2 separate regions of the Mus musculus genome follow, and region 2 is linked to region 1. Evidence: chromatin loops called from intact Hi-C (ENCODE). Cell type or tissue: left cerebral cortex. All regions are shown on one strand. Each heading gives the region's core, and the rest is flanking DNA. Links, peaks and the distances in the headings are about the cores only.

Region 1 (5,372 bases), core at 303-5,302:
TACCCCAGTACCCAGGGGCATGCAAATCAGAGTAATTAAAAGCCTAGCAGCCCTCCTCACCTCTTCCACTTTGCTAGACTCAGAGAGCAAGGTTTGCTGGACGAAGGAAGATATGTCTTGGTGGCCAACGGTCCCATTTAAATCAAAAGCAGGAGAGCAAGAGCACTAGCATGTGGCCCGCCCATCCCATCCACTTCCTCCTCAGTTCCTTCTCCCGCCCAACAGCCCTCTCCTTACTTGATCTTCCTGAACTCATCACAGTCACACAGGATCAAGTTCATGTGCTTGTCAAAGGCTTTGAAGGTCCCGATGAAGATGCGGCCGTCCTGCAGGATGCACCTCATCCTGTAGTCAATGTGCTGCAGCATCTTGCTGCTCTTGCCCACCGTCTGTGAGGAGAACAGGCATCAGGGAGGCTCAGCTCTTCTGCACTCTCTCACTTCTGGCCCTCCCCCAAGTCTTCCACCAGACTAATCTCTCAACAATTTCCAACTGTCTTCCACACAGTCTTTACCTGAGACTCTTCCTATCGCCCAGCTTCAGCCTAGACTTCTGCCAGGTAACCTGCTAGTCTCCCTTCCCTTAAAAAAGTCATCTTCCTCAGACTATAGTGGCTTTGCTTATGTTGTGTCTGTCTCGGGGGACTGTAAGTGTCCACAAATTAACCAAATCCACCCATACTAAATGGCAGACTCAGAGCTATGAACATATAAATCCATCAAAACAACTAAGAACTGGAATTTGACTGGCACCAAAAACCCACTTAAGGAAAAGTGTATTACCAGAAAGTGAATCAAGTCTGAAGCAAGAATGGAGTCCTCAAACCAAGCACTGGTTAGCATGCCTCCAGGGCTTGGTGTAATAGGGTTAACTTTACTGGGCTAGTGTTAATTAGTTTGGATACTTAATACTGATATATAACTTGTTATCCTTAATTTTTAATTAAGGCAACAACAGTTTCTATCCTGGCTTCCAATATAGCTTTGCAAAAATAAAGGGGGAGCCTCTACACATCCCAAGGTAAACAGAAGTACCTGTCTCTCTCAGAAACATGCCCCCCCACCCGCATCTAACTGGCGTTATGCCACCCCCAACCACCCAAGTATCATCTCTGCCAGGAACTGCAAGTGCTGTTCACTCCCGTAAGCATTACCCCATCCTAACCTAAAGATCCAGATTGTGTTTTCTGCTTAATCCCCTTACATAACTGTTCACGGGGATCAGCATACATCGGTCCCTTTGCCTAGTAACAGCTAATATACCTTATTGGATACTCCCTGTATATCCAGGCCCTTGAAAGGGATTGTGTATTTCATTTGATCCTCAAAATTGGACCCAGTGTCATTCATTTTTACTGGTAAAATAGGCTACTCCGGCTGAAGATTATGTAAGGACTTGCCTCAGTCAACTCTTGGAAAAAAAGAAAAAAGAAAAGCAATATCCTGTTTGAGCACCTCGGGTTTCTTCAGCCACGCAACTAGAGTAATCTTTTGGAGAGATTCGAGGTATTTATTACATGTGGTCTGTAGCCAAAACTAAATAAAATTAGGATTTTGAGTACAGAAATTATAACAAACTGAGATTTCAAGCAAAGACCACTTTCCCTGGCTGACCTTTAAGAACTTAAGTTCATTAAGCCTGGGAAAAATCTTGCAGCGATCGTTCACTACCAACAGGATAAAGCAAGACTGGGCCTTCAGCAACCAGACTCCTGGAAAGTTCGTGCCATCGACTGCTTTGCTCTCTCAGTTTTCCAGATTGCTAACCCTCCCTCCCATGGGGGAGCCGGGTGCCCCGAAACAATCATTTGGGAGTCACCTCCTGGAGAAAACGTTCTCGTTCCTCCCACTGCCGTTACTTTTGCCTAACGCTGAGCTACCACTGCGATATTAGTTATATTGTAGCTATATTAGGACTGCCTGGCCAGAAACTGGCCCAAGTGAAGACAGAACTTACTTTAGGGTGCAGCCCCGGCGCCCGACACAGCCCAACATCAAAATACGAGAAGCAAGGTCGCGCGCGCTCTGCTGGCAAACCCTCTCCTCCAGCCTCCCGCTCCCTCCGCTGCTCGACTCCGGTTTCGGGCCGTGACCTCCGCTACTCCTCCGCCTCGCCCGGCGCTGCCCGGTCGGCCCGAGGCCTGCGCCAGCTCCAAAAGCCCGGGCACACACTGACGCCCAAGTTTAAAGCTACGGAGGCCGCGGGGCCGAAACCGCCGTGGCTCCGGGACACGACGTTTGACGGCCGCGCATCGGCCTCTGTACCCCGGTCGGCCTTCCCCTCTACCCGGTCGCAGCCTCACGGCAAGTCCAGGCCTTTGGCGCTGGGATGAAGCGGCTTCCACCCCGACCTCCTCCGCCACGGGCGGCTCGGCTCGGCTCCAGCCCACGGACGCCGCCAGCTACCGCCCCGTTCCGCACCCCCGAGCGCCCTACAGCCAGCCCGCGCCTTCTCACCATGGTGGCGGCTCGGATGGCTCAGATTCCCGCCGGATTCTCTGCCACAGAGGCCTAGTCGCCAGCCAGCCAGCCGCTGGATTCCCGCCGCCGCCGCTAACGGAAATGCTGCCTGCAAAATGCCGCCGCTAGTGAAGCTACTTCCGGTCCGGCCTCGGACCTGGAGTTCCGGTCTCTGGAACGCAATTAGGGGGCGGAGCATTAGCATCAGCTGACGGATTGTGTGGTGGTTTTGTTTTGTTTTGTTTTGTTTTGGGTGGATTTTTCCCCCCCTTTGTTGATTTTATTGGAGTTTTCCTCCTCGTTTTGTTTTGCTTTAGACCGGGTCTCACTGGGTCTTGAGCTTCGGATCCTCCTACCCACCGCGTTCTTAGTACCAGATGCTGGCGTACACCATACTTGGGCGGCAAACATCCTTGGAGGACAGACACCTCCCCAGCTAAAGTCTCCGCTGGAGTGCTTGGTTTACACGCCGATGTCCCAGACCCCACTCCCATCCAGTTCTCACCCAGCGCTCTTGTGAACTCACTCTAGGAAGCCACTTCTCTAGCTTCTCTCTATGTTCTTCCCTCTTTGCATTTGCTTTTGTCTCACCAGGAGCGCTAGACTCGCAGGTATATGCACACCCTCATGCCCTTACCTCCAGGATTTAAACAGAAATGACAGTCCTGGTGAGGACTTTCCTGACCATTCTTTCTAGGAAAAAAAAAAAAAAATGCAACTTTCTCAGGCTCTTCGCGCTTCCTTTTTGCTTGTTTTCAAATATTGATTGCTATCTGACATACTAAACCGTAGTCCCCTTATTATTGGAAGGGCATGCCTTCCCAGACTCGGAGTAACTCCCCAAGTCACAATATGCTAATTTTTTTTCTACATAAGCACGCTTACGATATGCATATCCTTTTCACTTAACGCAAGTGTATTTTGGCACCCTTGAATTGACTTTAAAAACCGGGATTTAAGCAAGACAAATTTTGGGTCGAAGTTTGGATTGATGTCCCCTTCCCGCCTCTCGGAGTCCGGCCTGGCTACAGGAGGTGGCTACTTCAGTCTCTATATCCCCCTCTGGTAGGAATCTCAGCTAGAGTCACCTCCATAGGTATCCTCCCCAGCCCCAGGCTCCAGCTAGCCACCAGAGAAAAACCCCAACTCCTCCCCACCACATCACACCCCCACCCCCACCCATTCCCTTCCTCACCCCTTCCTCCCCTACCCAGTTCCCTCTGTCCATCCACCTCCAATGACTATTTAGTTTCCCATCTGAATGAGATTGGAATCCCCCTTGGGACCAACAGTGGTATGGGATGGAGGCAATGGTGGGGGCGGGGGGGGGGATTTGTAAGGGCGGGATTTGGGAATAGAAGAGGGAGCAAGGGCTATGATCCAGATATAAAGTGAATAAAAGAAAATTATTGAAAAAACAAAACAACAAAAACAAAAACGGGATTTAGTCAGGCAGTGGTGGCCTTTAACACCAGCACTCAGGAGGCAGAGACAGGCTGATCACTGTGAGTTCGAGGCCAGCCTGCTCTACAGAGCTAGTTCCAGGACAGCCAGAGCTACACAGAGAAAACCTATCTTGAAAAACAAAAACAAAACGAAACGAAAACAAAAAGATAACAGGAACTACCTGAACACCAGTGCTGCAGTGTAGGCCCGCCAGTGCAGTGAGATCCTATGAGTACTGAGTGGGTAGCACACACAGCGTGGACACCTGCATGGACACCTTCCCCAAGGGCTGATCTCTGGTTAAGGCCAAGACATAGCATTCTTCCTGCTACTCAAAACAGTGCATGACACAGAACATTAGTTGCTTATTTCTGGAATTTTCATTTAGTATTTTCAAACTGATAGACCAAAGGTACCTGAAACTTGGATAAGAGAGTACTGTATATATTTTTAAGTTATTTTATTGCCCCACTAGCATGTAAGCTCCGATACATTATGGATTTTTCTTTGTAAACTGTTTATTATTTAGAATACTGCTTAGCATAAAGGGCTTAGTAAGTGTTTGTTTAATGAATTAATGAATTAATCTCATTTGGCTCCATTACTCTTTAATCCTTGCCTATATGCCTAGAACTTTCTAATTTATTCCTCTGACCTTGGTTTTTTGTTTTTGTTTTTTTTCTAACTTTTGGTCTTTTATATAAAATCACTTGCTTAATAGCTGCCCAGCAGATAGGCTAAATTTAACATGTTGAAAACTGAATTCTTGGCCTTATTACTCCTCCCTTCCCATCTCAGAAGTTTTGTCAAGTTACGAAAACAAGGAATGGTGCTAAGACTTTGGTACATTGGGTAGATTGTGTAGAACACGCAAAGCCCTGGGTTCGATCCCCAGCACTGTATAAACTGGGCCTGGTAAGCTATGCCTACCATCCTAGCACTCAGACAGTGAGATGGGTACACAAGGAGTTGGAAACCAGGCTGGGCTCCTCAGGCTCCTGTCTCAAAACAAACAAACAAACAAACAACAGAACAGAACAAAGTAATGAGGACATGAAGCATAGTCAGTTCTTTTCTTCAGTTTATAATCTACCTGTCAGGAAACTGTCCATCCCCCACTGTCACCCTACCTTGTTATTGGTTCCACTGCTGTGACTGCTAGTCTTAGCCACCAGCCTCTCTCACTTGGATTACCAAATGAGTCTGTAACTGTTCTCCTGGCTTTACTCTTGTTCTCAGGGCAGCCAGAGGGGTCCTTCTAAATTATCCTGGGATTCTCTCAGGTGATTGCATAGCCTGCCTTCTACCTCCCACTGACTTCCCAGGACTCATGGGAAAATCCAGCCTGTCCTCTCTTTAACCTCATCTCCTTCAGCATCCTGCTCATTCACCAGTCTCCAGTTGCACAGGTCTCTTTGTTGCTTCTCAACCATAGCAAGGGCACGGTACCTCCTCAGAACTCTGCCC
Region 2 (5,372 bases), core at 243-5,242, 67 kb after region 1:
ACAAACAAACAAAAAACAAAAACCAACCAGTTCTTTATGCCCTATGTAAATGGAGAAAACCTTGTTCTTTTGTTTCTGCTATGTGGCTCTTTGGTTTATTTTCTCTATAAATCAAGAAAAATTATTGATTAGTAGGAAGTATTGGCCAAAGTAACTGATGGTCACATTCAGTCCTAGTGGGGACAATCAGGATATCAGAGCAGATGGGAAAAGCAAAAAATGAGCCCAGAGATTCTGGCAATGATAAGTATGGGGCACTGGTCAATGATAATAAAGCAGGCAATTTGCATACTTGACAGAAAGGCTTCCAATAACTCAGCAAACATGCTATTACTGACTACTCAAAGTTCAGATAGTATTCTGAAGTTATTTAATTAATTAGTGACTTATAGAGTGGAGGTTTAAATTACACTTTCTCCAAAGTCTGAGGTCCTCTCTCTGCCAGGAAGAAGCGGGCCACAGGGATGGATTCAGGTGAATGGGAGGGAGAATTATGTAGCTATGATTGTTTGAGGGAAGTGGGCAAGTTCCCAACTGGCCACTTCTATCTTCCCGTGTTCCTCCCTGCAGGAGTTTATGAGGCTCACCGTGTCTGACATGCTGGTAACATACCTCACCATCTTGGTCGGAGATTTCCTCCGAGCTTGTTTTGTCCGGTTCATGAATCACTGCTGGTGTTGGGACCTCGAGGCTGGTTTTGTAAGCTCTTCCTCCTATGTTCTTCACTAAGGTGCTAGCACCACCCTCTCTGATATTGCTACTCAGATACACTCTTGTGCATTTCATGTCTGAGGATGCTTAAAGCAAGTCACCATTCGGTGAAGTGTTTAATCATATTTACTTAAGAGTCCACTTTGCATTCACCAAAGCAACTCCAGCCTTTGCCACTGTGACCTTCATCCAGAAAATGGAGGCGTGGAGGCTGAGGAGATAGCTCAGTGGTTAAGAGCACTGGCTCTTCTTCCAGAGAACCAGGCTCCATTCATATCACCCACTTGGTAACTCACAACTACTCCAATTTTAAGATATCTAACACTCCGTTCTTGCCTCCCTGGGCATCAGGCACTTGTGTGGTACACAGATATACATGTGGGCAAAACACAATACACATAAAGCACTAAAATAAAAAGAGTTCTTAAATTTTTTTAAAAAGAAAATAGAAGCATTCAGCTTTGGGGAAAGCTTTTTTATATTTTTCAATGCAGAGCGGGCCAATGGAGAACTACCTGACTTCTATGAGAAAGGCCGAAATCTTAAGATACATAAACATTCTAGAAATCTCTGAACAACCACGAACCTGATGCCGTTTCCCTGACTTCTTCTAATTATGCTTTGAGAAGCCTCTCTGACTCTTATCGCCTCCCCGAGACCCCCTCTTCCCCACACTGCCTGGTGAAATGCTCATCTCAAGCACATGCCATTCTCTCACTATGGTGGCTTTCTATGAATTCCGGGAGCCTCAGGCTGGCCCAGTGAGGGCCACAACACCACACTGTTCTTCTCAGTAGTCAAGTTGGGAAAAGGACGTCTCCTTAACTGAGCGTCTGGCGAAAGACTCCACATCTTGATTACTTATGTAGCCCTCACCCTGGCCTGTAGCATGGTGCCTGACACCTATGGGCCACAGTACAGGCTTCTGGCATATGTTTTAAATAATACTATTCAACCCCTCGTCAGCACCAACAAACCCTGTGACTGTGCCTGAGAACAATAGTGAAAGAGTGGTGACCTAAAAAGTGATGACATCTTTGATAGGAAGACAGTGTTGCTGTCTTCAAATTAATTTCTAAGTTCCACAAGATTGCAAAGTTATAGGAAAATCTGCTCAAAAATAAGCATGTGAATGTATAGGAAAGCTCTTTAGAAAGAAACCATCCCTCTAATAGGGTATAATATGAAGCCAGGCTTGGCAGTTGGAAAGATGGTGGTTCAGTGGGTAAGAGCACTTGCTGCATACACAGGACCCACCCCATTCAGATTCCAGCGCCCATGTAGAAAGGCAGACAGGGTCACATGTACACTGTCACCCCAACACTGTGGATTGCTAGGGCTTGCTGACTGCCAGCCTAGCTTCAGCCTCCCTGAAAGCCCTTGTCTCAAAGGAATAAATATGCAACACATGGGTGTGCACATGTGTGCACACGCAAACATCACACTCGCGTATACATACATACAAAAGAAGAAGTCAGAAGATCGGGAACTTAAAGCTAGCTTGGGTTATATAGTGAGACCCTGTTCCAAACAGAGAGAGAATGATGACACTGTAATAACTAAAGCTGGCACTGGAATACACGTCCTTGCTAAAGCAGCAGAATGCAAAGCACAGACACTGATAGAAGCTATGGGGGAAGGCCATTTATCATAAAAATGTTGTTTCAAGTCAGTAAGGAAAAGCATTATCCAAAGATGAGCTGTAGGGGCTGGAAAGATAGCTCGCTGGTAAGAGCACTGGCTACTTTTCCAGAGGACCTGGGTTCCTGGGTTCAATTCCCAGAACCCACATGGTAGCTCACAGCTCTCTGTAACTCCAGTCCCAGGGGATCTGACACCTGCTTCTGGCTTCTGAGGGCATCAGGCCTACACATGTTGTACAGGCATACATGCAGGCAATATAAATAAATAAAATGCTTTTTAAATTACTTTTTCTAAATGAGCTGTAGATGGGGAGAGGACATCTTTCCCTTGGTTATAATCTTAAGTTGCATTTCTGATTAAAACTGATGAAATGTTTCCTTAGGAGCTGAATTCCTTTCCAAAACAGAGAGTCAGGCTTCAGCCTGAAGAGGTAGATACAATTTCAGGTTGTTGTTGTCGTCATCGTTGTCCTCAAAAGCTTCAGGTTTTTTGTTTGTTTTTTGTTTTGGGGGGGGTTTTGTTTTGTTTTGTTTTGTTTTTGTTTTTGTTTTGTTTTTTTGGTTTTTCGAGACAGGGTTTCTCTGTGTAGCCCTGGCTGTCCTAGAACTCACTTTGTAGATCAGGCTGGCCTCGAACTCAGAAATCTGCCTGCCTCTGCCTCCCAAGTGCTGGGATTAAAGGCGTGCACCACCACACCCAGCAGCTTCAGTTTTAATAACTTCAAAACTCTGGGGGCCAAGGAGCCGGCTTAGCAGTTAAGAGCTCTTGCAGGGAACCTGGGTTCAGTTTCCAGCCTATAAAGCTGCTAACAGTGTCCGTTCCAAGGGATCTGATGCCCTCTTGTGGTTTTTTAGGTCACTACACATATGTGGTACACAGACACAGACAAAACATCTATACCCATAAAATAAAAATTAATTAAAACTTCAAAACTTTTCTTTAAAAGTTTAAAACAAAGCCGGGCATGGTGGCGCATGCCTTTAATCCCAGCACTTGGGAGGCAGAGGCGGGCGGATTTCTGAGTTCGAGGCCAGCCTGGTCTACAAAGTGAGTTCCAGGACAGCCAAGGCTACACAGAGAAACCCTGTCTCGAAAAACAAAAACAAACAAACAAAAAAGTTTAAAACAAGGATGGTGATAGAGGTCATTTGGTGGAATACTTGCCCAGCATGCCAAAGGCCATGGGTTCAATCCCCAGCACTGCCTAAGCCAAGTATGGTAGCACACACCTATAATCCCAGCACTTGGGAGGTGTTGGCAAGAGAATCAGAAGTTCTAGCTATATAACAAGCTAGAGGGCATCCTGGGCTACATGAACCCTGTCTATAAACAAACAAACAAACGTATGTATGTCAAAAGCCTATTAAACAGAACCTATTGGGTATGATGCTTTAACCTCAGAGCTTGAGAAGTTGAGACCTAAGGCTCACCATAAGTTTGAGGCCAGCCTGAGCTACATAGTGAAACTATTGAAGATTAACAAACAAACAAACAAAAAAAGCAGGAAGAAAGAAACCCAAGGCAGGCATTTTGGGTGAGTTGTCTTGACTTGACAGGCTCCAGCTGGTGTCACCTAATGATCGCTTGCTCTCTCAGTCCCCCCTTCCCCTCTTGTCCTTCCTTTCTCTCCAGCCCTCATATGCCGAGTTTGATATTAGTGGAAATGTGTTGGGTTTGATCTTCAACCAAGGAATGATCTGGTGAGTTTCCTATTTCCCCTGAGGATCATATGATGGGGGAGTCAAAGAACTGGAGCATCCAACTTCTCTCGGTGAGCCGGGAGGGGCCAGCGAATCACCTCGCCTCTCTCAGCTCCTGCTTTCATCAGAAAGCCAAAGAGCAGGACAGGATGAGAAGCGGAAAAACTAAAGGTAACCAGTGTGTTGCAGAGAAAGTAGGAATGGAGAGAGAAGAGCGGGGGACGGGGTTGGGGGGCAACAGAAGGGCGGAGGAAATGGGGGAGAGGAAAGTGAGAGGGAAGGAAGGAGTTTCCTCCTCCGGAGGCTGCGCAGAGTCTGTAGGATTGTCTGTAAGCCACACCAGCCTGGTGGGGTGCTCCTGGAGGCCAGAGACCATGTGATCTGCCGATAGGAAGCAATGATAAAGTCCTAGCCAGGGTCCCAGCCAGGAGTGCTCAGAGTTATCTCCCTCTCTTGGGGACTGGATGGCTCCAGCCTGATGGCAAATATCTTGGCTAAACAGGAGGCCTCTGCTCTTGGGCCCTTCAGGAAAGTAACTTGACTGCACGCCCCTGATCCACCCATCCGTCCTATCACCTTCTATTAGCCCTCCCTCGCCTGCTACCAGGTCAACCAGGTATCCTGTCTCTGACCTTTCAGGATGGGCTCCTTCTATGCTCCAGGACTGGTGGGCATCAATGTCCTGCGCCTGTTGACCTCCATGTACTTCCAGTGCTGGGCAGTGATGAGCAGCAACGTTCCCCACGAACGTGTGTTTAAAGCCTCCAGATCCAACAACTTCTACATGGGCCTGCTGCTGTTGGTGCTCTTCCTCAGCCTCCTGCCTGTGGCCTACACCGTCATGTCTCTCCCACCCTCGTTTGACTGTGGCCCCTTCAGGTGTGCTCTTTGTTGCTGGGGACAGTTCTTCTCCTGAGGCAGTCTACCCACAGGTCCTGGGTCATGCCAGCCTGTGAGAGGCTCTGGGGCTTTAGGGGAACCACTAAAACCATCCAGTAAGTTTTCTGTAAGGAGGGAGATGCCCCATGTGGTAGCAGGCAGCTACTTGTGGCTATGGAATTCTCAAAATGAAGAACTGGGAAACCTAATTTCTCCTGTTTTTTCATTGTAATTAATTTTTATTTTAATAACCACAGGTGGCTGACTACCATATTAGATGGTACAAGTATAACCTTTTAATAGTAGATAGTCTGATATGATTGTCTTAGCACAGGATAAATCATAGAAGATAGTCTAACCTCCACCCAGATGTGAAACAGGAATAGTTTGTCTTGACTGAGACTCTCAACCGGGTCCCCACACTCTATAGAATTCTGC

What was found. Peaks named below come from ENCODE experiments on the same cell type or tissue, not always from the same donor. Only the 100,000 strongest peaks of a DNase experiment are listed, where the experiment ranks them.
Region 2: a loop joins it to region 1, with 3 times the contacts of the local background. A loop is called at or near these places in 6 of 42 quality-filtered maps.

What each region holds. Positions count from the first base shown.
Region 1 is chr2:130,176,778-130,182,149 of GRCm38, forward strand. Snrpb (small nuclear ribonucleoprotein B) reads right to left here and starts at 2,587. Exons shown (of 7, transcript NM_009225.2): 1 at 2,457-2,587; 2 at 238-389. The coding sequence starts at 2,459. In left cerebral cortex, for the core only: a CTCF peak has its summit at 2,565; DNase peaks (open chromatin) are centred at 411, 826, 1,330, 2,019 and 1 more place; H3K4me3 peaks cover 2,984 bases; H3K27ac peaks cover 2,429 bases.
Region 2 is chr2:130,243,928-130,249,299 of GRCm38, forward strand. Tmc2 (transmembrane channel-like gene family 2) reads left to right here. Exons shown (of 20, transcript NM_138655.1): 14 at 571-699; 15 at 3,988-4,055; 16 at 4,695-4,934. Among named protein-coding and RNA genes, the nearest start is that of Nop56, 28 kb to the right of the region's middle. In left cerebral cortex, for the core only: a CTCF peak has its summit at 3,193 (motif pointing left); a DNase peak (open chromatin) is centred at 3,189.